2 separate regions of the Mus musculus genome follow, and region 1 is linked to region 2. A link is a loop called in an ENCODE intact Hi-C map of the cell type or tissue named here. Cell type or tissue: left cerebral cortex. All regions are shown on one strand. Links, peaks and the distances in the headings refer to the core of each region. The heading gives the core; the rest is flanking DNA.

Evidence for each region. A loop is a pair of places that touch in the nucleus more often than their neighbours do. Peaks named below come from ENCODE experiments on the same cell type or tissue, not always from the same donor. Only the 100,000 strongest peaks of a DNase experiment are listed, where the experiment ranks them.
Region 1: it touches region 2 in a loop (2.3-fold over the local background); 13 of 42 quality-filtered maps call a loop at or near these places.

What each region holds. Positions count from the first base shown.
Region 1 is chr2:121,164,217-121,179,466 of GRCm38, forward strand. Zscan29 (zinc finger SCAN domains 29) reads right to left here and starts at 6,909. Exons shown (of 5, transcript NM_001290819.1): 1 at 5,594-6,909; 2 at 4,983-5,187; 3 at 1,828-2,502. The coding sequence starts at 5,908. It overlaps Tubgcp4 (tubulin, gamma complex associated protein 4), which reads left to right and starts at 6,952. Exons shown (of 18, transcript NM_153387.3): 1 at 6,952-7,255; 2 at 9,342-9,470; 3 at 11,124-11,246; 4 at 11,555-11,608; 5 at 12,312-12,368; 6 at 14,454-14,533. The coding sequence starts at 7,178. In left cerebral cortex, for the core only: CTCF peaks have their summits at 6,959 and 7,185; DNase peaks (open chromatin) are centred at 5,841, 6,929 and 7,286; H3K4me3 peaks cover 2,823 bases; H3K27ac peaks cover 999 bases.
Region 2 is chr2:121,386,049-121,400,887 of GRCm38, forward strand. Catsper2 (cation channel, sperm associated 2) reads right to left here. Exons shown (of 13, transcript NM_153075.3): 8 at 13,996-14,174; 9 at 13,689-13,788; 10 at 13,398-13,421; 11 at 11,413-11,840; 12 at 10,905-11,072; 13 at 8,307-8,439. The coding sequence ends at 8,408. Among named protein-coding and RNA genes, the nearest start is that of Strc, 13 kb to the left of the region's middle. In left cerebral cortex, for the core only: a CTCF peak has its summit at 10,791 (motif pointing left); DNase peaks (open chromatin) are centred at 10,780 and 11,092.

The sequences.
Region 1 (15,250 bases), core at 2,806-10,805, 230 kb before region 2:
AGATTTCAGCATCACCTAACCCAGTGCTTTAGAGCCTCAACTCTTCAGTTTTACTGCCGGCTTCTAGGAAAACCAGTTAGCTGGAGACACTAGTTCAGAATGTACCTTAAACATGCAAGAGGCCTGGGGTTCAATTTATAAGCAAAGGAGAGACAGGAAGGCCGTCCAAGCTCAGGTTCCTAGATTCATCACAAACCTCTACATGAATTATAGTTTTGTTTCTGTATCCTGTAGTGATTTCAGAGAACTTTATTAGTACCATTTAGTGACTTAAAAGTCGTCTTTCTACATGATCATTGGATCAGTCAGTATGCACTGTGAACTTGACTAGATATACTGTGGGCATGTCTGTGAGGGTGTTTCCAGAAAAGTTTACCTAAGGGAAGACCCACCCTTGACTGTGTGGCACCATCTCATGGCTAGGGTACTGGACTGAATTAAAAGGTAGAAGAAAGCAAGCTGAGCACCAGCATGCTTCACTTTCTCTGCTTTCTGACTACAGATGCAGCAGCATAACCAGCTACCTCCAACTCCTACTGCCACACTGAGAGCAGCTCTCAACACTGCAGGATGCACACACTCCAAGTGTGAGCCAGCATAAACCTTCCTTAAGTTATTCTCATCAGGCACTGTGTCACAAGAAAAACAAATCGTGTAGATACCTAAGTGCATGTGCGCAGTGCGTCTCCCATCCTGTTTACTAATTTCTCTACAGTTCTGATCCCAACTAGAAAAGCCATTTGTCAGGGGAAAAAAAAAAAAGACCCGCAATGTGTCATCCCTACCTTCTGTTTCCTATAGGATGATTCAGTATTGGATAGTAAAAGTGTAAACTTCAATGGGAAGAAGCTCCCTGCTTCAGAACCAATAGTCAAACTGGTTCTGGTTAGTTTGGGTGGGATATTGTTATTTTGTTTTTAATTTACAAGTTTTTTTAAGTAAAATTCATAAAATTGTAAATAATTTTAAAAAATAATGACTTAAAATTCTAAGGAACTGCCCCTTTCAGAATCACACTGCTGCCAAATTCCCATCATGGCTTGTCTTCATCTGTTACTATCTCCATTAAGCAACCCCAGCAAGAGCCAAGACCTGAAGGGTCCTACACTCATGTACTTGATCTGCAGGAGGAAGGACTGCAGAGACCAGAATGAGGAAAGAAGCAAGACCAGTGTATCTTCAACCTGACACATGTCCACTGCAGGTCCCTCTTTAGTGCTTTTAGCAAAGGAACAGAGGATGGTTATATCCTGCCTGAAGGTTCCCAAGGAAAGAGAGGGAAGGTTCAGACAGTTCCCATCTAAGAACACCTCTTTTCATTATTTTCACTTACTGGGAGGAAAGGAAAACAGGGAAGAACAAAAGACCAGAAAAAAACTAGAAAGGAAGGGAAAGATAAGAACAAAGATAATGAAAAACATTTTCTTTCAGCCATGATTTATTTATTTTAAAAATTCTCTTTTAAAAAGGGGGAGGGATATGGAGGGGTTTTTCTGGGTTTTGATTTTTGTTTTTTTCATTTCCTAAACAGAAAATGGATTTTGGGTATATTTCTTTGAAAAGTTATATCTGAAATTTGAGGTGTAGCTCAAGGGTGTAGTGTTTTACTACATGGTGTAAGGTCCCAGGTTTGATTCCAAGCACTAAAAAGAGATAGAAAAAATCTATCCTCTTACTTTTATCTCATGATTTGCTCACAAAAGAGAATATAATGCAGTGTTGAGAAATACCTTGTTTCCTATTAAAATGACCAAGCTGGTAAGTGGTTCCACATCCAGTTTCATTGCTCCTCAAACCTAATCCCAAAGCCCAAGACAAGCTTCTTACCACTTGGGCTTCGGAACAGGACAGGTGCAGGTGGGTTGTCAGGGTCCTGGGGGGTTGCCTCCGGGTCATCACTGTCTGACCTTTCAGCTATAGCCTCCTCTCCATCTTCATGCTGCCAGTCCCTCTGCCCTGGCTTCTCCGTCTCAGCATCACTGCCTGCCTGGGCAGAATGGGAGGCTGCCTCTTCCAGGCCATTAATGGGCAATGAAATGACCTGGGCACTCATCAGGGCTTCCATCTCTTCAAAGAAGGGGCAGGTGTCGGGTGGATGACCACTCTTGACCTTCCTGTAGCTCTTCTGAAGGCCTTTGAACTTGGTCCGACACTGTTCCAGAGTCCGGAGGAAACCATATTCACGAAGCCTCCCAGCTACAGCCCCATACACTTGGCTGTTCCTGTGACAGTTTCGGAGCGCTTCGTAAAATTCAGTCTGACTGAGAATTGCAAGGAGTGTTCTAGTCTCTTTGTAGCCCCAGTGCACACCCACCACCTTCTCATCATCAAATACCCAGTGACCCTGTTCCACCCAGCAGGTTCTCTCTCTCTTGGATGGTAATAGACTGGTTCCTGTGTTGCCTTTTGGGACATCCTTCTCCTTGGAGCTAAGCAGATCTGAGATCCATGGCTCTCCTTGATCCAACCTGGACACCACATTGGGTTTAGGAAATGGAAATCCTGTTTGCAGGGAAACAAACCAAAGTATCACAGTTTGTTATCAAAGTATCATACAAACAACAAAAAGCCTTTCTTTCATTCAAGAGATTTTATCTTCTTGTTTGAAATAGGGTTTCATATAGCCCAGACTAGCCTGATTGGGGCTATGTAGTGGAGGATGACCTTAAACCTCTGATCTTCCTGCCTCCACCTCAGTGCTGGGATTACATGTGCAATGATTGGGGCTATGTAGTGGAGGATGACCTTAAACCTCTGATCTTCCTGCCTCCACCTCAGTGCTGGGATTACATGTGCAATGCCTAGCGGAGTTTTATCTAATGCTGGGAATCAAATGAGGCCTTGTGTGTTCTGCATTCTACAAACTGAGCTACTTTCACAGCTTTTATCTACAAGATTATAAAGGAGAAAGGCAGTAGTGCTGCACACCTTTAATCCCAGCACTCAGGAGGCAGAAGCAGGTGGACCTCTGAGCCAGCCTGGTCTACAGAGTGAGCTCCAAGACAGTGAGGGTTACAGAGAGAAACCCTGTCTTAAAAAACAAACAAACAAACAAATTATAAAGGAAATGTTTTCAGAAATTTCAATGGGTTGAAGAATAGAAAATACAGGAAACCTCATAGGATAGGAAAGAGCTTGATTTGTCTTCTAAAGCAGAACAAGAGAAGAAAGTGGTCTGTGGTAAGTTTCCAGCAGGTATTTCCGTTCCAGGTTGCTCCCTAGCCTCTACACCACTTGTTTGCAGATCCTAGCACTTCTCAGTCACTCATTCCTGTCTCTTCTAGTTTTTTTTTTTTTTTAACTTCACTCCTGAGAATTAAATTTAGTTGGGAGGGGGGGAAGGTCCTCTACACTCAGTCACCAAATTCTCAGTGTTTCCCTCAGCATGTCCTCCTTTCCATTCATGTCCAGACTCTTCCTCTTCCTATAACTAGCACCACAACAGTCGCTGTGCTAACTGCCCCTCAGCTCACTTGCTGTCCTGCTGAGCCTTAACCTTGGTGTCTAGTATATTCTGTCCATTCCTCTTCTCTCAAGAACACTGTACACTCTCATTTACCTCTGTGCCTCCCTTCCTCCTGTTGGCACTCACCCATCCTTTAGGAAGCTTCCTTGCCATTGCCCTCAGGAGGTGTTTCCTGGGACCCCATCTCATGGCCACACTACCAAACCCCTACAGGACAACTGAGCAACTTGACCCTTTTTTCAAACAGCTGAGTTCAGTACATATTCATAGCTCACTGTGTGCTCTTAAATCATATTGTAAGCTTTTTGAGAACAGGTACTTTAATAAAACGTTCATCGTGTATGCATGATATATGGTGGGGGTGCACGTGCTACAGTGCACGTATTATGGTGTACTTGCTATGGTGCACGTGGAGGTTGAGGACAACTTCATGGACTTCTACACAGGTTATCAGGCTGTGCAGAAAGTACCATTATCAGCTGAGCCAGCTTGTTGGCCAACAGGTACCTTTCCTTACTGCAGTATATGTACCCTGCAGCACACAGTAAGATTGATTCTGCAGCTCCTTATATCAAGGTTGGGGTACTTCCAATGGATGACTAAAGACCATTATTAAACTAACCAAGAATGCTATTACTGGTCATATTGGATGATAAGATCAGAATTCAAAACAACCTCACTAAGTTTTAAATAATAATAAACAAAATAGAGTTCAGGCCTGGTGAGATGGCTCAGTGGGTAAGAGCACCCGACTGCTCTTCCGAAGGTCTGGAGTTCAAATCCCAGCAACCACATGGTGGCTCACAACCATCCGTAATGAGATCTGACTCCCTCTTCTGGAGTGTCTGAAGACAGCTACAGTGTACTTACCTATAAATAAATAAATCTTAAAAAACAAAAACAAAAACAAAATAGAGTTCAATAGAGCACAAAAAAGAAAAACAAGTTCTACAAAATGACTAAGTGACTAGATCCAAAGGCACCGGGGAAAGCTAAGAGTCATGGTGTTACCAGGTGAACAAAGACCATTCTGTAGTAATGCTGGGCTATACTGCAGGAGGTTGCAAAATTCTGAAGTAAAATTCTTACATCTTTACAACATCTTGCAAGAATAACACAGATATAATTTCCTTCTCCACAATCAAGTATTTAGAGAACTTCAAGGTTCCAATGTAGAGAATAAGAACTTAGATTTAAAGAATAAAGAACAGAGGGAAAGAAAAACTACTAGAATGAAGGTGTCTTCAGTATAGAAGAGGGTCTAGAAAATAAGCATCTATCACCAGAAATAAAAGTATTCCGATTATAGTGAGAACTAGGCAGACTTATCAAAGGAAGAGATACAAAAATACTTACTCTACCAGAGGGTTGAGCTAGCTGCCTTTCCAGGGTCCTGAAACATCACATTGGGAGGTGCCACACAGGTGCCACTATCCCTGAAACCTTCCCCACTCACTACTCCCAACCCTATTCCCAGCTTAGAGGGCTCTGTCTCCCACACACATCTACTCCTCACCGCTCCTTTGAAAAGGTCTGAGATTCTCCTTTGGGTTCATCTGCTCCTGTAGTCTCAGGGCTGGCCTTCTTGCCCTCTCTTTCTTGGATACACCCTTGGGCTGGGGTTCCACTGACTCCTGCAGAACACTTAATAACTCCTGTGATGATTTCAGGGGTGTCATCTTCTCCGAGTGCATTTCCTGCCCCTTCACAGAGACTGTGACCTAGAAATAACCCCCCGTTAATTGACATGGTCATAACAAGGGGCATTCCCAGGGGGAGACCATCCTCTGAGGCCAGGCCAGAGTGGAGGGTGGGGAGTAGGACAGACAAGTGTTTATTCCGTTATCATCAGCTTAGAGTGGTTGAAACTGCAGAAAGATCAAACAGAAACCCAAATAGCAGCTGGAAAAGAAACTTCCCCCATTTTTTCTCTTAAGAAACTGAAGTGAAAGACTTACTGTAACAGAGTAGGCATCTCCAAGCAAGCCCTACCTGAAAAAGTAACCCTTCCAGATCAGAAGTATCAAAATCACCAAACCTCTTTACATCCGACTGATCTTAAACTGCCCCTCCATCCTTGTCTCTCCCCAGCCACACACTTCTGACTGTATTCCCCCTCCTCCTCACCGAATGTCCAGGTCTTCCAGACTCTCTTTCTAAATCTTCCACCAGTGTCACCGCCTCCTCTCCATTTTCTGGACATTGCTTCTGTACCCAGTTCTGGATCTCCACAGGTAGCACAGTCAGGAATTGCTCTAGCACCAACAATTCTACAATCTGCTCCTTGGTCCGCACCTCCGGCCTTAGCCACCGACAGCAAAGTTCCCATAGTTGGCTGAAAGCCTCCCGGGGCCCAGCCACCTCCTGGTAATGGAATCTTCTGAAGCGCTGTCGTAAGCTTTCAGAGCTTGTGCCATTTCCTCTCCGAGTGGGTTTGGCCATCTTTCACAGCAGAAAGCCGTTTCTCTCCTCACTGTCTGGGTTCTAGGACTTATTACACTATCTTTGCATGCCCTTGGAGAAACACCTGCAGATGAGTCTCTCTGTAAAAAGGAGTTTTATCCTAGAGTAGAGAGAAATGGCGCTATCTGAGGAGAGTATCTTTACATGTTTAAAACCTTGTCAGAGCCGGCCTGACTTTCAATATGCTCGAAGTGGCCTTCTGAGGCAGTACCTTTTCAGGACAGCAAATCAATAGGCAAGGTGAAAATGACCTTTTAAAAACTGCATTTCTAGGTGACGTTTAGAGTATCCCCAGGAAGTTGCAGAGAAAAGAAAAATCTGTCCGCTTCGCTCCCACCTCAGGTAAATCATTAGCGCCCCAGATCAAATCGGTCAAAACGTTTGGCGAACGACAACAAAAAGCCTCTGTCCAGCGAGCGCCGGCTATTCTCCCCTAGAACCACCGCCGTCCTTCCAGAAGCTCCTGGTGTCTGCCCCGCCCCTTGAACACCAAACTACAAATTTCCACCCCGAACCAAAGTCAAGTGCCGAACACTGGGTCTCTTGCTCGCGCCTCCCGAACGAAGTAAGAACTCGGCAAGAGTTCCGGGGCGACAGATGGGGAAGGTCGCGCACCGGGGGAGCCGACTTGGGCTTCTAAATTGAGGTGGACTAGGGGAGAGTTACAGGAGTTGGTGAAGCGAGGAAGCTCGAGGGGCGGCAGTGGTGGGTCTCCTGAGAACGAGGCCGATGCGGGCCGGTGCTGCGAGTCCGTGGGCTTCGAGCACAGCTCCACAGCGGCGGCTGCCAAGTTCCAGCTTTGTTTTCTTCCCTCCGGCCGGGTCACTCTGGGAGACGTCGGCAGTCGGTCAAAATGCCACAGACCCTGCCAAGGCGTCCTGAGGACTCCCGCCGGCCCACCCCAGGCCGCGTCTCTCTCAACCAGCTTCTCAACTCACTCTCATCCCTTCCCCTCCTGGGCTAGCCTCAGTCCCGCTCTCAAGCCGGAAGTCCGAGCGGGCTTCTCCTGGAGCCCAGGACGCATGCGCGACGGCACCGGCGCCTCCTCGCGGCTCCGCGGCGGGAGCGAGGCGGTGGGCGCCTGGGCCGCGCGCACTTCCGGGATGCGGCGCGCGGCTCTGTGGCATCTCCTCTCCCGGTGGACTGCGGGGATTCAGGGCAAGAGATTCCGCTGGGTGTGAGGGGTCGCCCGGAGAGGCGCTGAAAAGAGGAGGTGGTAGATCTAGGGACTCCCGAGCCGCCCTAGAAATGATTCACGAACTGCTCTTGGCCCTGAGTGGGTACCCAGGGTCCATTTTCACCTGGAACAAGCGGAGTGGCCTGCAGGTATGCAGGGGGTCAGAGACGAGTCGCTTGCCGCGCGGCGGGTGCAGCTGAGCCGCAGCGAAGGGGCGGGACCCGGGGAACTCCAACCGACCGGCGCCCGCGAGCGGGGAGAAACCGAGGGCCAACCCTACGGAGCTCCGGCTATGGGGGCCCTGCGGTCCCGCGACTCCTGCTAGAGAACCACTAGGAGTGGATAGAACCACACTTCTTTTCACTGCATATGAATTTGTTGTTAAACTGAATCCCTAAATGTGTAGCTGGAATTAGATGATAGTTATTTGAGGGAAAAGGGGGAGGGATAGGGAACTCTTGCATTGATTCAAATTGAATTTTGAAAGTAGTGGAAATGTATACAAAGCGCTCAAGACACAATACTCAGTAAATTGTGTTGGATGAAAAAAATGAATTTGTAAACATATGGTGTTTCCCTCCTTTCTTCGAAAATTTCTGTACCAGGTGAAGAACTTGAGAGGGGGTTTTTCCTGTAATTAGAAGAGTATAACAGGAATGTACCCGTTAGTTGTTTTCTCTTCCTCTCCCCCTCTGTTCCTTTATCTCCCCCAACCCCCGTGAGAAGCCCAGATATAGCGTGATACTCAATATTTTGCCGAAACTAAATTGGCAACACTGAGTTTAATAGCCAGGCGTAGTGTTTGTGCCTGTAATCCCAGCCTTTGGGAAGTTGAAGCAGGATTATTGGTGTGATTCAAGTCCAGCCTGGGCTTCACTGTGGAACCTTCTCTCAAAAAAGAAAGCAAGAAAAGAAGGGAACAGAGGGCAGAGAAAGGCAAAGAAAAGAATGACAACTACAAATGTGTCTAAGTGTGTTGTGTAAAATGGTATCAGTGACTTCAAGGTGGAGTTGACTTTTTCACAGTAATTAAGCCTAAACTAGAATTTTTTTTTTTAAAACTAGAGTATGTGTCTATGTTGTATGAGTGTGGGCATATATGTCACAGAGTGTATGAAGAGGTCAACTTTATGGAGTCACTTCTCTCTTCCCACATTTGTGTAGGTTTCAGGGATTTAACTCAGGTCTTCAGGTTTGTGTAGCAAATGCCTGACTCTCTGAGCCATTTCACTGATCTTAAACCTAGAACTTTTCTAAAACTCTGTCAACAAGAAGTGTTCAAATTTGATAACTGTACCCAAGGAGCTAAAGGGATCTGCAACCCTATAGGTAGAACAACATTATGAACTAACCAGTACCCCGGAGCTCTTGACTCTTAGCTTCATATGTATCAAAAGATGGCCTAATCGGCCATCACTGGAAAGAGAGGCCCATTGGACTTGCAAATTTTATATGCCCCAGTACAGGGGAATGCCAGGGCCAAAAAGTGGGAGTGGGGGGGTAGGGGGGTTGGGGGGGTATGGGGGGCTTTTGGGATAGCATTGGAAATGTAAATGAGGAAAATACCTAATAAAAATATTTTTAAAAAGTCACAAAAAAATTGATAACTGTAGAAGTGTCATCAGTAATAAAAGACACACATACATATATATTGAATCTGTAACTGTGATTAACACCTGTCATTCATATTATCTGTTATCACAGTTATCTCCACTTTTTACTTCTGAAAACTAAGACATTGAGAGGTGCCATGATGTAACTTGCCTAAGCTTTCAAGCAAAACATAATTTGAAGATATAAGCCAAGGGAGTCTCTGTCCCTGTCTGTTTCTGTCTGTCCTCTCTCCTCTCCTCTCCCCTGATCCCCTCTGTGTAGGTCAGAGGACAACTTGCAAGAATTTCCTACTATGTGAGTCCCAGAACATCTTTCCAGCTCCTATTGTGTGAATTCTTTCTCTAGGGTACCTATTTTAAGAACAAGCAATTACATCTGGATGAGGAACACGACCTTGTAATTGTGTAACAATACCTTGTTAACCAGAATTACCAACCCAGTAACAAGGAAAATTAAAACCATGTAAAACCATGGGCACCTTACGGAAAGGAAATAGAAAAGAGAATAGAAAGCATTTTAAGCTGCAAAGAACCTTGATTGGTGACTAGCAGGCATTAGCTTCCTTTATGACTGGTGACTAGCAGGCATTAGCTTCCTTTATGACTATCCCTCTTCTTTCAGGTTTCCCAGGATTTTCCATTTCTTCACCCCAGTGAGACTAGTGTCCTGAATCGACTCTGCCGGCTTGGCACAGACTACATTCGATTCACTGAGTTCATTGAACAGTATACAGGCCATGTGCAGCAACAGGTGAGATCCTGTTATCTGGATATGGGCTTCTACAGGGCAGGAGTGCTATCAGGCAGTGAATTCACTGGTAAAGCAAGTTAGAAATTTCTGGAATACTCCTGAGTTTATGAATCACTGGAAATGCTCAAGGGAAGGCAAGATCTCTGACTTTTCTTGGGTAACAACAAAAACTCTACTCATGTTCTTACACAGATTTTATGTAATGAGAATTCCTACTTCTCAACTTCTAAAAGAAAGTCCTTTCTTTTGATTTTTTGTTTTTGTTTGTTTGTTTTAAAATGAGCAACAGTAACAACATTTTGTGTTAATGAGTGATGAATGAAGACTCATTCAGGTTTTCTGTAATGCCATAAGAGCAGAATAACATTGGCTGGTTGTAAACCCGTCTGGTCTCATGTCCATCCTATGAACATTTCTCTTTAGGAACTTCAGGATCCTTCTGGTTTTTTTTTTTTTTTTTTTTTTTTTTTGTAACCTCTTCTGGCTGACTACATTGTGTTTTCTAACCTCTGAACACAAGGTTCTGTAACACATCTGGAGCTGAATTCTGTACTTCTGTACTGTTGAGAGCCTGGTTACCCAGATCTCTACCTCCATCATAGCCTTTAGCTAACTGTTAACCATTACTTCCTCATATAAAACGATATGAGAAGCTTTATATGAAGCTGACCAGAGTCACTAGGCTCTTCCCTCCAAAGAATAAATAATAAAGACCACTGAGTCACACTCAGACAAGCCCAGCTACAGAAAAGACTCTCAGTCAAGCCAGGCTGCCTGGAGAGCAGCAGGGACCAACCAGACAACTTGAAGGATCCTTGAAAGACAAGCCATATTTTATATGTCCCCTCGATGAGCGTCTTGATGCTTTTAAGATTTACTTTTATTGCATGGGTCTGAGTTCTGCTTGCTGCATCTGTGTGCACCATGTGTATGTCCTGTACCTGCCCAGACCAGAAGGTATTGAGTCCCCCAGGAACTAGAATTACCAGTGCTTATGAGAATCACCATTGGGAGAAGCACCTTAAGACACAAAGTCAACAACTTAGAATAGCTTCAGGTATTCCCTAAAACCAGACACACACACACACCCCAAGCAGCCCCCAAAGAAGCAGAAACCAGCTTAGAAGAGGCTCAGACCAACTGAGCTACCTGGACAGGATACTCCAACCTGTTGAGCTGCCTGTAGGCTATGCAGTGTGCTCCAGGTTCTCAGATTTGTGAGCCGTCACCCTAACCATGTTAGGCTGGAGTTTGGCAAGTAACCCCTCACTCATATTCCTATAAATACTCCAAATAAAACTGACTGGTTCACAGCAGTATCTATACTTTGGTCTGTCATGGCTCCTCATCTAGTGACTAGAGGAGGTGTGTGTGTGTGTTGTGTTCAGGAAAAATTTTGTCACACAACAGACACTAGGAACCAAATCCTACAACAAAACCTTTCCCTTAACCATACTGTGGCCATGTCAGCACTTCTTTCCTGAGGCACCTTGCATACATTTTATTTTCAGTCATTTATCTTCTTTCTCTTGCTAAAATACTGCTTTGATATGGAATTATTTATTAAAAAATGTAAGCACTCCTAGTAAAAGACGGTATCTTCTCGGGTTGCTGGCTCTGACTGAGACGTTGCCCGTCTTTGTTTATTTGCAGGACCACCATCCTCCCCAGCAGGGCCAAGGGGGACTGCATGGGATCTACCTGAGAGCCTTCTGCACAGGGCTGGATTCAGTTTTGCAGCCGTATCGCCAAGCACTGCTTGATTTGGAACAAGAGGTGAGGAGGAGGAGGTAATACAGACAGCAACATCCTGAGGGGATAGTAGATTAGAGCATGTTCTTGACTTAGAAGTGGCGTTTGAGAAGGTCAGCTAGGTAAGAGTGAGCTATTTCCCGTGTGGCTAGAGGGTACGGTTTTCAAAGTGGCTCCAGAGTGGACTTGTCATCTGAAAAGTAACTGTTTCATCTATTAGTTCTGCAGAGCTTAAAGCAAACACTGAGCTCATTGTCACATTCTCTCCTAGTTTATATAGAGCAAATTCAAGTTATTGGTGTAGGATTCTGATAAGTGTGCTTTTATTGCAGTTCCTGGCTGACCCGCATCTCTCCATATCACATGTCAATTACTCCTTAGATCAGGTATGCCTTGGAATGCTAAAATGCTTTGGAGTCTTGCCGTTTTTAAATAATCCCAATTTGTGGCGGTATATTAAAAACTTTTTAACCTAAGGTCAGAGCCCAATAAATATATTTTCTGAATTTTATTAGCTGTGCTTTGTTAGATGAGAACTGCTTTAAAAGTGTAATGTATATGCCACCTGCCTGTCATCCTGGTATACTCAGGAGGAAGGGGCTAACCTAGTCTATAAGTTTTCTTCAGTAAGTTCTGGGCCAGCTTTAAAAACAAAAACAAAAACAAAAACAAAAACTGAGCAACAAAAAGTTCCACGTTTAATTAGGCCTTAATATGATGTGAATATTGTCCTGTTGACATGGATAGTAGCAGGGACACAAGACTCAAGGTACAGAGTGTTTTGATGTCAGATTGACTTAGGATGCCCAACTTGACTATTCTGTGGTATTGCATCTGGAAACAAAAGTATTACTTTCCCCACCCCACCCGGTTTTTTGTTTTTGTCTTTTTGTTTGTTTTTTGAGACAGGGTTTCTCTGTGTATCCCTGCCGTCCTGAAACACTGTAAACCAGGCTGGCCTGGAATTCACAGAGATCCACCTTTCTCTGCCTCTCAAGTGCTATAATTAAGGTGTGTCTTTTAATCTTGAGTTGATCTTTTTTTTAATCCTGTATTTAATTCACACCTTGAGTTTCCTCTGCTTTGCAGTTCCAGCTCCTTTTCCCCTCTGTGATGGTTGTAGTGGAGCAAATTAAAAGCCAAAAGGTGAGAACTTTTTATGATAAACTTCAAAGAAAATCTAATAATCAATACTGTTTTACAGACTTTTTGGAAGACACTGCTTTTAATATTTTTTATGTATTTGTTTAGCATTATCTCTTTACAGTCCATATAAAATATCAGACATTCAAGAATAAGACATGCTTTCTTTAAACACCTTGTGATTGAGAAAGTAGAGTATGTAGCTCTACCTAAGAATGTTGCTGAGGTTAGAGAAAATACTTTGGGCATTTGGTGGTGAAAGCAGGTTGTACTAAGGGTTTAGAACCTCTGGCTTTGAATAGGGACAAGAGACCCACTTAGAAAGAAGATGGTTTCCTGAGAGTTAAGAATCACTGGGCAAAACTCAGCTTGTTATATTCATACATGACACCCATTGTCAAAAGTTTTATCACACATTGAACAGTTAATTCCCCGCGCCCCCCCACCCCATCAGAAGATTGTCTTTTTTGAGTGGGGTAATATCTATGAGGAAAATCCTTAGGCATTTTATAGGAATTCTTTTCTTCTGTTTACCCATTATTGGACTAAGGAGACAAATGAATTGTGCTCAGCTCAGTTCTCCATGTTTTCTGGCCATAGTATCTGTGCCTTAGGTTGTTACTCGCAGTGTAGTTAGTCGACTTACACTGTAGCTGCTTTACTTCTTCAGTGAGTGTAGATCCGTAAAGCCCTGCTCCATTGACTGCTAACAAAGCCAGTGGGAAAGTGCTTCAGAGATGACTGCGCTCATTAAAGTCAATGGTTATTGCTCTGTGCCATACCCTTGCTGAGAGCTTTACATACATAATTATATACGCTCAGGGTCATAGAGAACAAGGTAAACAATAGGATCTGTGTAACTCAAAGACTGTGCTCCTGACCACTCTATTAAACTTGAAATGGGAGGGAACCTCCTACATGAGTGGAGTTAGTAGTGAGTGTACAGATTTCCATGCCTAGCTGCATCTCTCAGTTGACTTTGAGCTTCCACTGGCTATGGGAAGAATGGGAACAAATAGAGGGTCTGAGATGAGTCATCCTTTCTACCTGGCCAGGTAGCAGCAGAGGAACCAGTATGCTAGTGCTCCAGTTTTAAATACTGAGGAACTTGAGACCATGGGCTGAGGGGGAGAATGGGGACCAATTGCAAATAGGCTCACCTAAGGGGATTGTTTTTAGAGTGATGAAATAGTATAAACTCATATCAGAGTGATGATTGTGTAATACTGTAAATTTACTAAAAGCCCTTAATACACTTTAGATAGGCATGTAAATTTAGGATATACAAATTATACCTCAAAGTGATTTGTAAGAAAAGCCTGGAGGGCACAGAGACTTCCAGTTAGGGTCAGGGTTCATACCTAGTTAGTAGTCTGACTTGAACCTTATCAAAGACTTTTCCTTGGTTTTGAAGTGCCAGTTCCCCATGACTCTGGTTTCTTCAGTGACTTGGCTCTCAAGCCAGTGTGTATATTAGAGTGTACTAGCAAGCACCTGAAGTGCTTGGTAAACCATAGGTGTCTGAGCTTTACCCCCAAATTTGCATTTATTTAAAAAAATATTTTTGCCAACTTGACAAATGAGTCATTTGTGAAAAGGAACCTCAGTTGAGGAAACACCTCCATCAGATTACTTATAGGCAAATCTATAGTGCATTTTCTTGATGAATGATTGGTGTGGGAGGCCCAGGTCACTGACGGCAGTGCCACACCTGGGCAGGTGGTCTTGGATAATAGGGCAGGCTGAGCCAGCTGTGGGGGTGGGAGTGGGGCACAGTAAGCCAGTAAGCAACATTTCTCGATGGCCTTTGCTTCAGTTCCTGCCTTGAGCTCTTGCCCCTACTAGCCTTCATGATGACCTATAAACCTATACAAACTATAAACTGATATAACCCTTTCCCCAGCAAGTTGCCTTTAGAAACCTGAGACAACAGGTAACACTGACACTGAGGGCGGAAGAGTCTGTCTTTACAAATTGACTATATAGACATCTTGGGAGGGACTATATTAGCTACTGGACTGTGCTGTCTTGGTTGATGTAGAATATGAGTTTCTGTAACCTAGATTGATAAGGCTATATTTTCCACAGATTCATGGCTGTCAAATCCTGGAAACAGTTTACAAACATAGCTGTGGGGGCTTGCCTCCAGTCCGAAGCGCATTAGAAAAGTAAGTCCTGGCTTCCGTAAGTATTGGGAATAGGGGAGGGAGTCAAGTGACTTCACTTGTCCTGGTTTATTTTGAGGTCATATCAGGTGACTCATCTTCTTAATGTGTTCTTAGAATCTGTTTGCAAGTATATTATTGAGAATTTTTGCATTGATGTTCATAACTGAAATTGATCTGATTCTTTCTTTGATGGGTCTTATGTGGTTTGGGTATTGGGTAATTGGCCCCATAAAACAAATTGGGCAGTGTTCTTCCTGTTTCTATTTGTAGAATAATGTGAGGAGTGCTGACCTGCACTTTTCACTGACTCATGCTGAGTATGATTATTTTTTGCTGTCTGTCTGCTTCTTTTGAATGTGAGTTCTTTTTGTTCTGGAGCCTTCGGGTGTGCTGTTAAGTACTAGTATGAGATCTCTCCAGTTTTTTTTCTTTTTTTTTTTAAATAAATGACAAATAACTCACTTTGTTTATATTTTTAATGTGAGTGCGCCCTCTGCAGATACACCTGCATGCCAGAAGAGGGCATCAGAACCCTTTATAGATAGTCATGGGCCACTATGTGGTTGCTGGGAATTGAACTCAGGACCTCTGGAAGAACAGCCAGTGCTCTTAGCTGCCGAGCCATCTCACCAACCCCATATGTAGGCACTTAGTGCTATGAATTTGACACTTAGAATAGCACTCATTTTATTTTATAAGTTTTTATATGTTGTATAT
Region 2 (14,839 bases), core at 6,840-14,839:
ATCCAATAACAAGACAAATCTTAACCTAAAGTAGTCAAAGAATAGAACAAGCAAACTAAAGTTATAGGGGTTCAGAGGAAAAGCAAAATCACGTGTCCTGCTAAAATGAAATGAAATGCTGGGAGGGGGGTGTTGGAATACTGTGATGTGATGGTTGGGATGGATAGCCAGCCGAAGGAGTTAAAAACTCTGAACTATCACTGGACAGAAGCTCCCACAAGGCTATTGGATGGATCACAGGGCCCCCAATGGAGGAGCTAGAGAAAGTATCCAAGGAGCTAAAGGGATCTGCAACCCTGTAGGTACAACAACATTATGAACTAACCAGTACCCTGGAGCTCTTGACTCTAGCTGCATTATGTATCAAAAGATGGCCTAGTCGCCATCACTGGAAAGAGAGGCCCATTGGACACACAAACTTTATATGCCCCAATACAGGGGAACGCCAGGGCCAAAAAGTGGGAATGGGTAGGTAGGGGAGTGGGGGGGAGGGTGTGGGGGACTTTTGGGATAGCATTGGAAATGTAATTGAGGAAAATACGTAATAAAAAAAATTTTAAAAAAAAGAAAATAAAAAAAAAGAAGCTCCCACAAGGTGACCCTTGACTGACAAGACTGAATGCCAACCTTTGTAAGCTGCAATTATTTCTCTCCTTCTTGCATTGTCTCCTGTAACTATTTTGAACTACTTATTGTTTACTGCATAACCAAGCATTCCACACATTTTCTAGATCCTTTGTAGTCAGATGATTCATTTTGTTCAGTGGATTGTACCTAAGCAATGAATTTAAGATCTAACCAATACCTTAACAATCTCTGTCGTGTAGAGGCAAACAGAAACTGCATGTTGGGACAATGCAGGGAGACCAAAGCAATCTGAGACTCATAATTACCTCATGGCCTTTGTGGTTGAGCTTCATTAAATATAAGTCACCTAGTCCTCTTTTTTAAATTAGCTTTTAAAAAAATTTTATCGGTTATTTTATTTACTTACATTTCAAATGTTATCCTCTTGCACGCTTTCTCACGACCGGCCAGGAAAGACACAACAAACCAGAATCTTCTGCGGCAAAACTTTATTGCTTACATCTTCAGGAGCAAGAGTGCAAAAAACAAAACCAAAAGCGAAAGCGAAACCCCGTCCCTATTTAGGAGAGTTATCCTTCGCCTAGGACGTATCACTCCCTGATTGGCTGCAGCCCATGGCCGAGTTGTTGCCACGGGGAAGGCAGAGTACATGGGGTGGAGAAATACCCTTGGCACATGCGCAGATTATTTGTTTACCACTTAGAACACAGCTGTCAGCGCCATCTTGTAACGGCGAATGTGAGGGCGGCTCCCAACATTATCCCCCTTCCCAGTTTTTCCTCCACAAACTCCCTATCCCATCCTCCCTTCCCCTGCTTCTATGAGGGTGCTCCCCCACCCACCCACCTACCTCCCCACTCCCACTTCACCATCCTAGCATCCTCCCACACTGGGGCATTGAGCCTCCCAGGACCAAGGGCCTCTCCTCCCATTAATACCAGATAAGGCCATCCTCTGCTATATATGCAGCTGGAGCCATGGGTCCCTCCATGTCATAGAAGCCTTATTTATAAGAGCCAGATGCTGGAAACAACCCAGATGTCCCTCAACAGAGGACTGGATACAGAAAATGTGGTATATTTTATTAGCTTTTAAACATTACATTTTCATTTATTTTTTTTGTGGGAGTGGGACACTTGAACCATGGTGCCCATGTGGAGGTCAAAAGACAACTTTTGAAAGACAGTTCTCTCCTTCCAGTCTGTGGGTCCCTGCGGTCAAACTCAAGTTTTGTTAGATTTAGCACCAGGTACATTTACCCACTGAGCTATCTAGCTGTGGTGGTTAATTTGGTTGCTAACTTGACAGGATGTAGAATCAGTGAAGACACAAGTCTCAGGGCATGCTATGTTAGGGGCGGGTGTCTAGATTGGGCTCACTGAGTTGGGAAGACTCACCCTAAATGTGATGGCATCATTCCATGGGCTAGGTTCCTAGATGCATAGAAAAGGAACCAGCAAGCTGAGCCTCAGCATTCCTAACTCTCTGCTTCCTGGATGGGATGCTGTGTGCGCAGCCAGCCTTCTGCTCTTCCCAGCATACCTTCCCCAAACCAAAATAAACCTTCCTTCCCTTAAGTTACTTCTTTCTAATCCTAGCAATCAGAAAGGTAATTCAAACTCTCAAATCAACACTGTCACCACATTTGTGGATTCAGTCTCTCCCTCTGCCTTTGTGCAGTGTGACAGTCGGTTTGAAGGTCAAGCTGCTACACATTAGGATGCCCTGAGAGGAGAACTGTACCTGATGGCCTTAAATGATATGGGAAGACCCACCCCAAATGTGGAGGGCACCAGACCACAGAGAACACACTGATAGTACGGTTCTCCATCTTCTGCTCACTTGATCTTCACCCTTGTCACTGAGGTGATTTACCGCACTGCTGTCACCACCCATTCCTTTGTTGATATCAGAACCAGCAACTTCAAGCTTCTATCATTGACTGCAGACCAGAAGTTCTCCAGGAACTTCCCAGGTTTTCAGTGTCAGACCGGGAGTACTTAGGTACCTACCCTTACAGACCGAGTTACCACCAGTTCTGGGCTCTCCAGTGAAAGACACCCATTGGGTGACTCTTCCAGCTGCTGGGCATCCAACCTCAAGGATAAAGCAACTGTCAAATGCTCAGGTGTGAAGCAATGTAATATCTTAACATAAGCTCATTTAACATATATATATTTGGGCTGGAGAGATGGATCAGTGGTTAAGAGCACTGGCTGCTCTTCTAGAGGTCCTGAGTTCAAATCCCAGCAACCACATAGTGGCTCACAACCATCTGTAATGAGATCAGATGCCCTCTTCTGGTGTGTCTGAAAACAGTATTGTACTCATATACATAAAATAAATAAATCTTTTAAATATATATATTTAATAAATTCTATTTAATAAATAATTGATTTAATAAGTTATTATAATAATTATTATTTAATTTTTTTCTAGTCTAGTCATTATACACCCCCTGGTCTATCCTCCAACAGTTCCTTATCCCATTCCTCCTCCCCCATCTCCATGAGGATGTCTCCCACCCCCACCCCATCAGACCTCCCCACTCCCTGAGGCCTCAAGTCTCTCAAAGTTTGATGCATCTTCTCTCATTGAGGCCAGACCAGGCAGTCCTCTGCTGTATATGTGTTGCGGGCCTCATATCAGGCAGTGTATGCTACCTGGTTAATGGCTCAGTGTCTGAGAGATCTTAGGGGTCCTGGTTAGTTAGCTGGTCTTCCTATGGGGTTGGGGTCACCCTCCTCCTCAGCTTCTCCCAGCCTTTAAGGCTGGAATAAATATTATTTTTTCAAATATATATAATATATATGTATATATATGTATGTATATGCGCATGCCAGGTGGTAGTGATACCATACCTTTAATCCCAGCACACAGGAGGCAGAGGCAGAGGCAGAGGCAGATGGATCTTAAGATTTTGAGTCCAGCCTGGTGAGTTCCAGGGACGCCAAGGCTACACAGAGAAACCCTGTCTCAAAAAACCATATATATAATATTATATATCCATGTTTGTATTTTGATATATATCTGAATTCTATGTTCCTTCCCATCACTTTTAGTTTGATGACCATAACTATCTATAATTCACATATCTATAAAATATCTAAATCAGAGATAAGCCAGGCATAGTGGTATAGACATGCAATCCCAGCACTTGGGAGGTGAAGAAGGAGGAGCAAAAGTTCAAAGACAACCTTGGCTATGTAGCTAGTTTGAAGCTAAGCTGAGCTACATATGGCCCTGTCTCAAACAATTAAGAGAGAGCTGGTAAAATGGCTCAGTTGGCAAAGACTGACATCAAGCCTGATAACCTGAATTTAGTCCCCAGGACTGACACAGTAGAAAGAAAAAAGTCATTCCTGCAAGTTTTCCTCTGACCACCACAGATACACTGTGGTATGTTAATGTCACCCCATACTACATAAACATTTTTTAATTAAAAAAAAAATCTGGCCGGGCAGTGGTGGCGCACACCTTTAATCCCAGCACTTGGGAGGCAGAGGCAGGCAGATTTCTGAGTTCAAGGCCAGCCTGGTCTACAGAGTGAATTCCAGTACAGCCAGGGCTACACAGAGAAACCCTGTCTTGAAAAAAAAACAAAAAAATCTGGCCATGGTGGCCCTGCTTATAATCCTTGCACTTGGGAGGTGGAGGTATCAGAATTTAACATCATTCTCACACATAATGAGTTTGACGTCTCCTTGAGCACCTGTTTTGTTGGGTTTTACATTTTTTAAATTATGTGTATGTGGGTATGTGCACATGAGTTCAAGTGCTTACATAAGCCAGAAGAAGGTGTTGGACCCCCTGAAGATGGAATTACATGTGGCTGTGAGCTACCTGGGATGGGTACTAGAACCTAACTTGAGTTCTGGGCAAGAACCAAGTAGATATGCTTAAGCACTAAGCTATCTCTCACTAGGCCCCTGGTTTTGTTTGTTTAAAAGAGAGAGGAGAGAGAGAGAAGAGAGAGAGAAGAGAAAGAGGAGAGAGAGAGAGAGAGAGAGAGAGAGAGAGAGAGAGAGAGGAGAGAGAGAGAGAGAAGTGGTTATAGTGGCAAATGCCTGCAAACCACTGCACTCAGACGGGAGCTTGAGGCCAGCCTACTGTCTGTATGTAGGGAGTTCTAGACCTTGCCTCAAAAGGGGAGGGGAGCAACATGGTTCAGAGGGTAAAGGTCAGTACCTGCCACCAAGTCTGAAGACCAAGTTGGATCCGCAGGTCTTATTTGGTAAAAAGAGAGAACTGATTTCTGTATGTTGTCCTCTGACTTCAACATGCATTCTGTGACACTGACACAGGATAGGCATATATTAAATAAATAAATAAACAAACAAACAAACAAACAAATAAATAAATAAATAAATAAATAAATAAATAAATAAATGTATTTTTTTTATTGTTTTGGTTTTGAGATAGTTTCTCTCTATGAGCCCTGGCTATCCTGGAACTTGCTATTTAGACTAGGCTGGCCTCTGCTCCCCATCATGCTCATCAATAAGTATAAGTTTTCAAAGGAGAGAGAAAGATTAAATTTGCCTTGACCTAGTGTGATTCTAGCAGGGGCAACATCAAGCAAGCTCCAGCACTTCTGGTTTTGTTTTTCTCCCTGAGATGAGAGCCCAAGCTATGCACATGTCAGACAAGCACTGTATTCTGAGTCCCAGCACTCGGGAGGCAGAGGCAGGTGGATTTTTAAGATCGAGGCCAGCCTGGTCTACAGAGTGAGTTCTAGGACAGCCAGGGCTACACAGAAAAACCCTGTCTTGAAAAACAAAACAAGGGGGCTGGCGAGATGGCTCAGTGGTTAAGAACACCAATTGCTCTTCCGAAGGTCCTGAGTTCAAATCCCAGCAACCACATGGTGGCTCACAACCATCCGTAACGAAATCTGATTCCTTCTTCTGGAAGATCTGAGGACAGCTACAGGGTACTTACATATAGTAAATAAATAAATCTTAAAAAAGAAAAACAAAACAAAACAAACAAACAAAAAAAGATTGTATTTATTTTATGAATACACCATTGCTCTCTTCAGACACACCGGAAGAAGGCATCAGCTTCCATTACAGTTGTTTGTGAGCCACCATGTGGTTTCTGGGAATTGAACTCAGGACCTCTGGAAGAAGAGTCAGTGCTCTTAACCACTGAGCCATCTCTCCAGCCCAACATGAGATATTTTAAAGTATATAGTTCAGTGTTCTATCTTCCTTTTTGGTACTTGCTTCCTTTATGTGTGGGGTGAGTGGGAGTGGTGAATGCATGCGTGCTCATATGTGTACAGGCATACATATGTACATATGCACAGGCATACACCCCTACACACGTCAATATCCAACGCCTTCCTCTATCACTCTCCACTTCATCCTTTTTTGAGACAGGGACTGTAATTGAAACTGGAACTCAGTTTTGGCTAGAGTGGCTATCAAGTGAGCCCCTGGGATTTACCTGTCTCTGCCTCTCAGAACTAGGATCATAGACATGCTGCCATGTCTGGCTTCTGTGTGGGTTCTGGGACCTGAACTTTCATCCTCATGATTGATCAACAAGCACTTTATCAACCAAGCCATCTCTCCGTCCTGTTTGGTTTTAAGACAAGGTCTTACTAGCCACAGAGCTAGCCAGCCTGGGCTACATAGTAAGTTCTAGTCCAGGCTATGGAGTAAAACTCTGTCTCAAAAGGAAAAAAAAAGTTTTCAATTAAAAAATAAAAATGGGAGGTTATCTTTCAGACCTGGTTATTTTATGGCATATAATACATACTTCAAATATAGAGTATATTATAGAACATGCATATTATATAAATGTTTATATATATATGCCAGACAGTGGTGGCACACGCCTTTAATCCTAGCACTTGGGAGGCAGAGGCAGGTGGATTTCTGAGTTCCAGGCCAGCCTGAACTACAGAGTGAGTTTCAGGACAGCCAGGGCTACACAGAGAAACCCTGTCTTGGAAAACAAAAACAAACAAACAAACAAAAATGCTTATATATATCAAGCATTTTAAAAAATATTTATTGATTTTTATGTGCATGTATGTTTTGTGAGCATATTTCTGTGTACCACATGCCTGAGAAGAGCAGAAGAAGGCATTGAATCCCTGGAACTGGGGTTATAGGCAGTTGTGAGTCACCATGTGGGTTCTGGGAACTGAACCTGGGTCCTCTATAAGAGCAGCAAGTGTACTTTACTACTGAGCCATCTCCTCAGCTCAGGTTAATAGAATTATTTGGGGTCGGGGAGCAGAAGGTTAAGACGGGGTTTCTCTGTGTAGTCCTGGCCATCCTGGAACTTGCTTTGTAGACCAGGCAGGTTTCAAACACACAGAGACCCACCTGCTTCTGCCTCCTCAGTGCTGGGATTAAAAGCACATGCCACTGGTCAAAGATAGAATTTTTAATAATAAGCATTTCCAAAGAATTAAATAATATGCTTGGCATGCAGTCCTATGACTCAGGAGGCTGCAGCAGGAGTTCAGGGCCAGCTTGCGCTACACAGTAAGTCTGAGGCCAGCCTCAGGGAGAACCAAAGACCCCATCACTAAAACTCAACCAAAGGAGGCTCGAGTCCTTCAACAATGGAATGGGATACCATTCAGATAGTCCACCACTAAGCATCAGCTTCATAGTCAACCCTTCAGGATGGGGCTTCCTGCTGGGGGCTATAGCACAGTGGTGGGATGCATGAAGATATGGGGTTCATCACCAGTAGCATACGCAAACAAAAAGGGGGCTCTGCTTTGATGGGAAATAGATAATTTCTGAGGTCTCATAAACACTGGAACAAACAGACATGGAAACGTCCCTGGTCAATGACAAGTGAGATGAAGAGCGCTCCAACCTTTAGGTCCAGAAGTGGGCGTGAATGATATGTATTTGCAGTTAATAGTGCCCGGGAGCACTCTCAACCATCTCTGATCCAGACTGTTGGCTGGCTGTAGAACTGAAATAAAGTCAATTAAGATCAGTAAGAAAAGAACTAGAGACTTAAGGGTAAAACACAGGTCTAACATGCAGGAAGCTTTGGGTCCTATTGCTAGCACTGAAAAAGAAAGTTAATGATGTACAAGAGGGGAGCTATTAGCAGAGCAGACAATGGGTTCATCACTTAAGTAGTTACACAAACATCTCCGAAGACGTAATCATTCCACCTAGACATCTACACAGACTGTGGTTAAAATAAAGTGAAATGGGACTCTTGCTAGGAAGTAAAAGTTACAGGAAGAATAGGAGCTAGTCACAGAGCCAGATCAGGAACTGGACACTAGCTGGTAAGTCAAGAAGCAGCAGGGGCTCCAGTGGCCTCTGAAGTCATTTGTTTGCCTTTTAGTATCGTCCACACCTCAAAAAAACACTTGAGGGCTGGCGAGATGGCTCGGTGGGTAAGAGCACCAACTGCTCTTCCAGAGGTCCTGAGTTCAATTCCCAGCAACCACATGGTGGCTCACAACCACCCATGAGATCTGACGCCCTCTTCTGGTGCATCTGAAGACAGCTACAGTGTACTTATGTATAATAATAAATCTTTGGGCCTGAGCGAGCGCAGTTGACTGAAGGGAGCGGGGCTGACCAGATTGAGCAGAAGTAGTAAAAATTCAATTCCTAACAACCACATGAAGGCTCACAACCATCTGTACAGCTACAGTGTACTCATATATATAAAATACATAAAATAAACACATCTTTAAAAAAAACTTGAACTTACCAGAAATATTCATTAGCAGTATTTATTAGATATTTATATTTTAAATTCCAATTATTTTCTTCATTAGCTTTTGCTGGGTCCAAGGACACAGCTGTCACCCACTGTACCTTCACTTGTCTTCAAAACTCATCAGGGCCTGGACTGTGAAGAAACAAACCGTGAGGTCAGAACATGAACAATGTTTGAACACATATATTTGGTAAAGGCCCTGCTGTCTGAGTCCCAGATTCCCACACAAATCTTGACTAATGTTTACTTAAATCTATCTTCTCTTTACCATAAGCAAGTTCATCAAGGTCTGAGCTCTACAATCTTGGAAAAATAAATATCATGTATTTTCTCCATCTGCAGTTCCCAGACTTTATACAGATACATAAAATCATGTATGTATGACATGAAAGTTGAAATGAAATTGCCTATGGGACAAAGAGAAAAGAGACAGCAGGGTAGCTTGGCAGGTAAAAGACACATGATGCCCAGCCTGACTGTCCAAGTTCAGTTCTCAGAACCCACAGAATGGAAGGATAGGATGCTCAAGTGTTGTCCTCTGACCTCTTCACGCATTCAGTTCTCCACAGTAAGTAAGAAATGTCACAGGGGAAGGGTGGCCTTATGGGAGGGTGAGGAAGGAAAGGCTACAATGTGTGGAGGATGTGGTGAACATCTACTCATCACTTGAGGAAAGTTAAAAAATAATGTTCTAAAGATCTGGACTCAGAAACAGTGTTTTATCTGGACTCCTTTAATCCCAGCACTTAGAAGGAGAGGGAGGGGGAATCTCTGTGAATTCTGGGTTAGCCTGGTCTACATAGTGAGTTTCAGGCCAGCAAAGGCTACATAGTGAGACTCTGGCTCAAAAAAAAAAAAAAAAAAAATCAATCCACCGACCTGGGCTCTGCTTTCATAGATGAGGTGGGGGATTGCTGGGATTTGAGGTCTGCCTCAGTTGCATAGTCTCATAAACATTAAAAGTGAGACCCTGACTCAAAACAAAACCTGAAAGTTCCTTCCTACGTCTTCATACCTTCCATCCTGTCTCCTCCTACTAGGATAGGGCTAAGAGTGACTGAAAGAACAGAATTAACTGCAGTCAACATTTGATACAGACAAAAATTATCTCTGATATGCTGGCTTAAATTTCATGGCTCATACATGGAAATTGAAGGACAACTTTCAGAAGTTGGTTCTGTCCTTCCAGTAACCAGGCTTGGTGACAAGTACCCACTGTGCCATCTTCCTGACCCCTAACCCTAAATGTTATAAATTCCTATGGCCTTTCTGTGTCACAATGCACACACACACACACACACACACACACACACACACACATACACAAATCCTGCTGCCTAATTTCTGAGTTTCAACTAGGTTCATTTTAAAAGGATATAAGAAAGAAAATTCACACAAAACTAAACAATATTTAAATGGGCAGGAGAAATGGCAACTGTTAAGAGCACTAACTATGGGGCTGGAGAGATGGCTCAGCAGTTAAGACTGCTATTCCAGAGGTCCTGAGTTCAAATCCCAGCAACCACATGGTGGCTCACAACCATCTGTAATGAGATCTGACGCCCTCTTCTGGTGTGTCTGAAGAAAGCAATGGTGTACTCATATACATAAAACAAATAAATCTTTAAACAACAACAACAAAAAGAGCACTGACTGTAGCTGGGCAGTGGTGGCGCACGCCTTTAATCCTAGCACTTGGGAGGCAGAGGCAGGCAGATTTCTGAGTTCAAGGCCAGCCTGGTCTACAGAGTGAGTTCCAGGACAGCCACGGCTGCACAGAAAAACCCTGTCTCAAAAAAACCAAAAAGAAAAAAAGAAAAAAAAAAGAAAAAGAAAATGTTAAAAAAAAAAAAAAAGCTGGGCGTGGTGGCGCACACCTTTAATCCCAGCACTTGGGAGGCAGAGGCAGGCGGATTTCTGAGTTGGAGGCCAGCCTGGTCTACAAAGTGAGTTCCAGGACAGCCATGGCTACACAGAGAAACTCTGTCTCGAAAAAAAACAAAAAACAAAACAAACAAAAGAACAGATGTTCTAACTTATAGTTTATGGGTAGGTGTGTGTGTGTGTGTATCTTCCTTTTTTTTTGTCTCTTCTTCCTCCTCTTTCTTTTTTGGAGGAATTTTATAAATTCAAATTAATCTCCAAATGGTAAATTTATTTTCCAAATGGAAAAATGATTTGGAGTAGGTAAGTTTTCAGCGTAAGTTCAATTCTCCTGTGCAGCTAGCTCACCTACTTCCTTCTGGAGAGTGATGGTGAAGGTTGGTTTACTTTTCAGGATGCAGTAGTGTTTACTTTCCCAAATTCTAGCTCTCCAATGAGACCCCGAGCTTAGAGCTGAAATGTGGCCTTCAGAGAAAAGAATCCACTGCAAGGTTCAGCAGGAACTTACCTTGGTCTGGTTCTCAATACTACCAACCGTGTTATCCTGAGAATCAAGCTTTCAGAGCTTGTAAGACTTGAGCGCCCCCTGGTGACACCAGATTTCTAGCTCGTCCCTAAGTTACTGTTTTTGATGAGGGGAGGTGATTGAGACAGAGATGCTACGTCCTTATACTTAAAAACTCCTGGATCCCATGACTGCCTTACATCCTCACCTGCAAATTCTTGTAACTTCTTGCGCTCTTCTAGGTTATACTGAAGCTTTTCCAGTAACTCGAAATATCGGAAGAGTGAGTCTCTGGGCCAGACAATGCGGTCATCCTGATCCATGTCCATTAGCCCAGGCAGGTTCTCATGCACAAGGGTCTCCCAGTCCAGGTTTTCTGTGAGGAAGAATGCTTCTTTAAAACACGTCTAAGCCAGATGTGGTGGCACACCTGCAGTTCCAGAGCTTGGGAGGCAGAGTGACTAGGCTTGCTAGGATTATATAATAACTTACAAGCTAGCTTGGGCTACAGTGTAAGTCTACAGAGAGGAAGGGGAAAAAAAAGAGGAGGAGGAGACAATGACAACCTGGATGTCTTACACTCACTACACTGCCAGAATTTGCAGCATAAGGCAGGAGAATTGAGTTTTAAAATCATCCTGGGCCACAAAACAATGACTGTGGGTCTCCTAAGCAAGAGGAATGTGAATTCAAATGGAAGGAGCCACTCTGCGTACCAAGGAAAGCAGTATCGGCTGCAGTGGAGCCATGGGACGAGATTGAATGGGAAACTGGGTAGGCTTTTTCTTTTGACTCTTCAGCTTCAGCTTGTTCATCATAGCTTTTCTTAGGATGGCTTTTCTCAGGATAGCTTTTCTCAGGATGGCTTTTCTCAGGATAGCTTTTCTCAGGATGGCTTTTCTCAGGATAGCTTTTCTTGGCATAGTCTTTCTCAGGATCAATTTTCTCGCTCTCGCTATTCTCACTCTCACTATTCTCACTATCGCTTTCCTCGTTTTCGTTTTTCTCGCCATCGCTTTCAGTAGCATCGCTTTTGTCATCATCATCATCATCGTCGTCGTCATCATCGTCGTCATCGTCATCATCATCACTAGCATCAGAAGTTTCTATTATGTCTTCGGAGACCTTTCCAAGACTGGTCCCTCTGTACATATAGAAAGAAATTTTATTGCTTCAAATATACTTAAAAGATGTAGCAGTTCATTTATTATGCTAGTCCCGATCTGGCGTCCCTAAGGCTTTGGCTTACAGCTTTAAGAGTCAAAACTGTTCTCAGATTCAGGGTTAGGTAATCCCAGATCAATCATCCCCAGTGTATCTTTCTTAACTGTTCTCTTCCTTCTCACACAGAAAACCTGCTTTTAAATGGAAATCTCTTAATACTATTCCTCTGGTTTGCTTCCATTTGTTATAAATGTTTAAGGTCTACAAGAACCTCCTATAGCCCTAATGAATCATGCTCCCGTGCTAGGGTGGTTTGAATGAGCAATGTATCCCACGGGCTCATGCATTTGAGCACTTGGTCCCTAGTTGTTGGTACTGTTTGGGAAGGTTGTGGAACCTTATGAAGGGGAGATTTGCTAGAGGAAGTATGCCCCTAGGGACAGGCTTTGAGAGTTCACAGCCTTGTCCCACTTCCAGGTCACTCTCTGCTTCATGTTTGCAGTTAAAGAGCTGAGTTCTCAGCTTCCTGCTCTAGCTATGCCTTCCCTGCCATTACTCTACTCTCTCGGGAAATATAAGCCAACATAAACTCTTCCATAAGTTACCTTGCTCTGGGTGTTTTATCACAGCTGTCGAAAAGTAGCTAATATGCAATCCGTTCTTTCACTGACTTCTTTCCTGTTATTCATTTTCTGTTCCAATTACAATGGTCAATTCTGTTTCTCAAATGCATTGAGTGTACTTCCAATTTAGAATATTTGTAACAGCCATTCTCTCTGCTACTAACACTTTCACCATATACACTCATAGAAATCTCATTGCTTTCAAGTCTTTGCTCATATATTACTTTTAATGAGGATGCCCTGTTTAAAACTACAAGCCATAAGCCAGTCATGATGGGCTAAAGTTAAAAAAAAATGAGGAAAAAAAATCCTCCACAAAAACAAAACAATGTGCTAAGTGTGGTAGCACATGTGTTTAATCCCAGCAGCAGGCAGAGGCAGAGGGGCAGAGGGGCAGAGAGGCAGAGAGAGGCAGAGAGAGGCAGAGGGGCAGAGGGGCAGAGAGGCAGAGAGAGGCAGAGGCAGAGAGGCAGAGGCAGAGGCAGAGGCGCAGAGGCAGAGGCAGAGGCAGGAGGAGCTCTGTGACATTGAAGGGGGTCATCAAGCTCCAGGACTACAGAAAGAAACACTGTCTCCACAAGACAAACAGCCCTCCCTGTTCTCACCTATTTCCTGCTGCCATATCTTCTCTTGGTTTTCTAGAAGGATCTTTGTTGCTAATTTAGAACCTTCCCGAATAACCCAGAATGATCCATTTAAAGATATTTAGATTAACCACATCCGCAAAGACCCCTTTTTCAAATAAATCACACTCATGGGTTTTAGAGTTAGAAAATAAACATGTAATGTTGGAGAGTATCATAGACTCTCTCTCAGCAAAGCTTCATCTTTGATGATTTCTACCACCTATGCCTCATCTTTCCATCTCAATTTACCTCATTCTCCTGTCATCCATGTTGCTATCACTACTTTACCTTAGTGATTCAGAGTGCTGTCTCCTACAAAAAGAAAAAGGAAAAAAAAAAAGAAGAAGAAAGAAATTAAAATTAGGAAAAAAATGCCACGGGTCAGAAGAAGTGTAATAAAAAAAATAATTCGGATCTATAAGGAAAGAAACCTAAGCTATGAAGGGGAATAGAGAAACCCCCATAGCATAAACAAAACAAAAACCACTAGAATGTGAACTTCTTTACTCACAGGGTCAAGGAAAAGAAACAGGGAATGAGTTGAGAAATAACATTGGGTTTGAATACATAGAAGCTGACCTCTGGATAATCTGTTGCTTGAACATGTCAGCTTTATACTGAACCTCCAGGTGGCTCATCTCCTCACTCAGCTCACTTCTGATATTCTGAAAGTTAGTAACTGCCCCCAAAGGGCCATTAGGAATTAAAAGGTGGTAGTTACTAGACCAAGAAGAATGCTTAAGAGGGGAGAAACAAAGTGAAATATCTATTCCAATATCCACACTTCCTTGCTACACTGGGTTCTCTACCAATAGTCCACCAACCCTACGTGCCAGTTTCTTCCCACCATCCCTCCTAAGAAGTTGTACCTCTCCTCTGTGCTTACCCATCATGGCTACTATGATATTTCGAAAGATTATGGAGCCAAGCAGCAACCAAAGGATAACATAGATGCTGCTAAAGACACGGCTAGATTCTGGCACCTTCCAGATATCCTGAAGTACTGCATACCAATGATCCAAGGTGAAGAGGATGAACACTGTCACCAGTGAATTTAGTAGGTCCCTAAAAAAACAGAGTGTGAATATACAGAAGCAGAAATCTAAACTTGGCTTTGTTTTTGTTTTGAGTCTTGCTGTGTAGCCCTGGCTATCCTGGAACTTGGTCTGTAGACCAGGTTAGCCTGGAACTCAGAGATCCACCTGCCCCTGCCTCCTGAGAGCTGGGTTTAAAGGAGTGTGCCACAACCACTAGGTTCTCATTCGTAAAGCAACATGGGGACATTTCTTTTTAGTATGCTTTGAATTTAGCTCCTTTTCTATCATATTTAATATTTTCTAGATAATCATTCTCCAGTCTGATTTTATTATACTTGTACACTATTGCAACATTTAATCATTTGTTATATGTTAAATACTGAACTAAATGTTTAGATGTATTGCCTAACTTATCCTCTTCTGAGTTAGTACTGGTATTACTCCTAGTGTGCATGTTGGGAGGCAGGCATGCTACGGCATAAACATGGAGGTCCTTTAGGAGTAAGTTCTCTTCTTCTACCTTTATGTGGTTCCAGGGATCTAACTTAGTTCACTAGGCTTGCATGACAAGGGCTTTAACCTTCTGCACCATCTTGCCAGCTCTACACCCCCTCCCCTCAATGACAAAAGTAGTCTTACAGCATTTATTATCACCTGATAATAATATAAGGGCTACCAAAACAACATGAATAA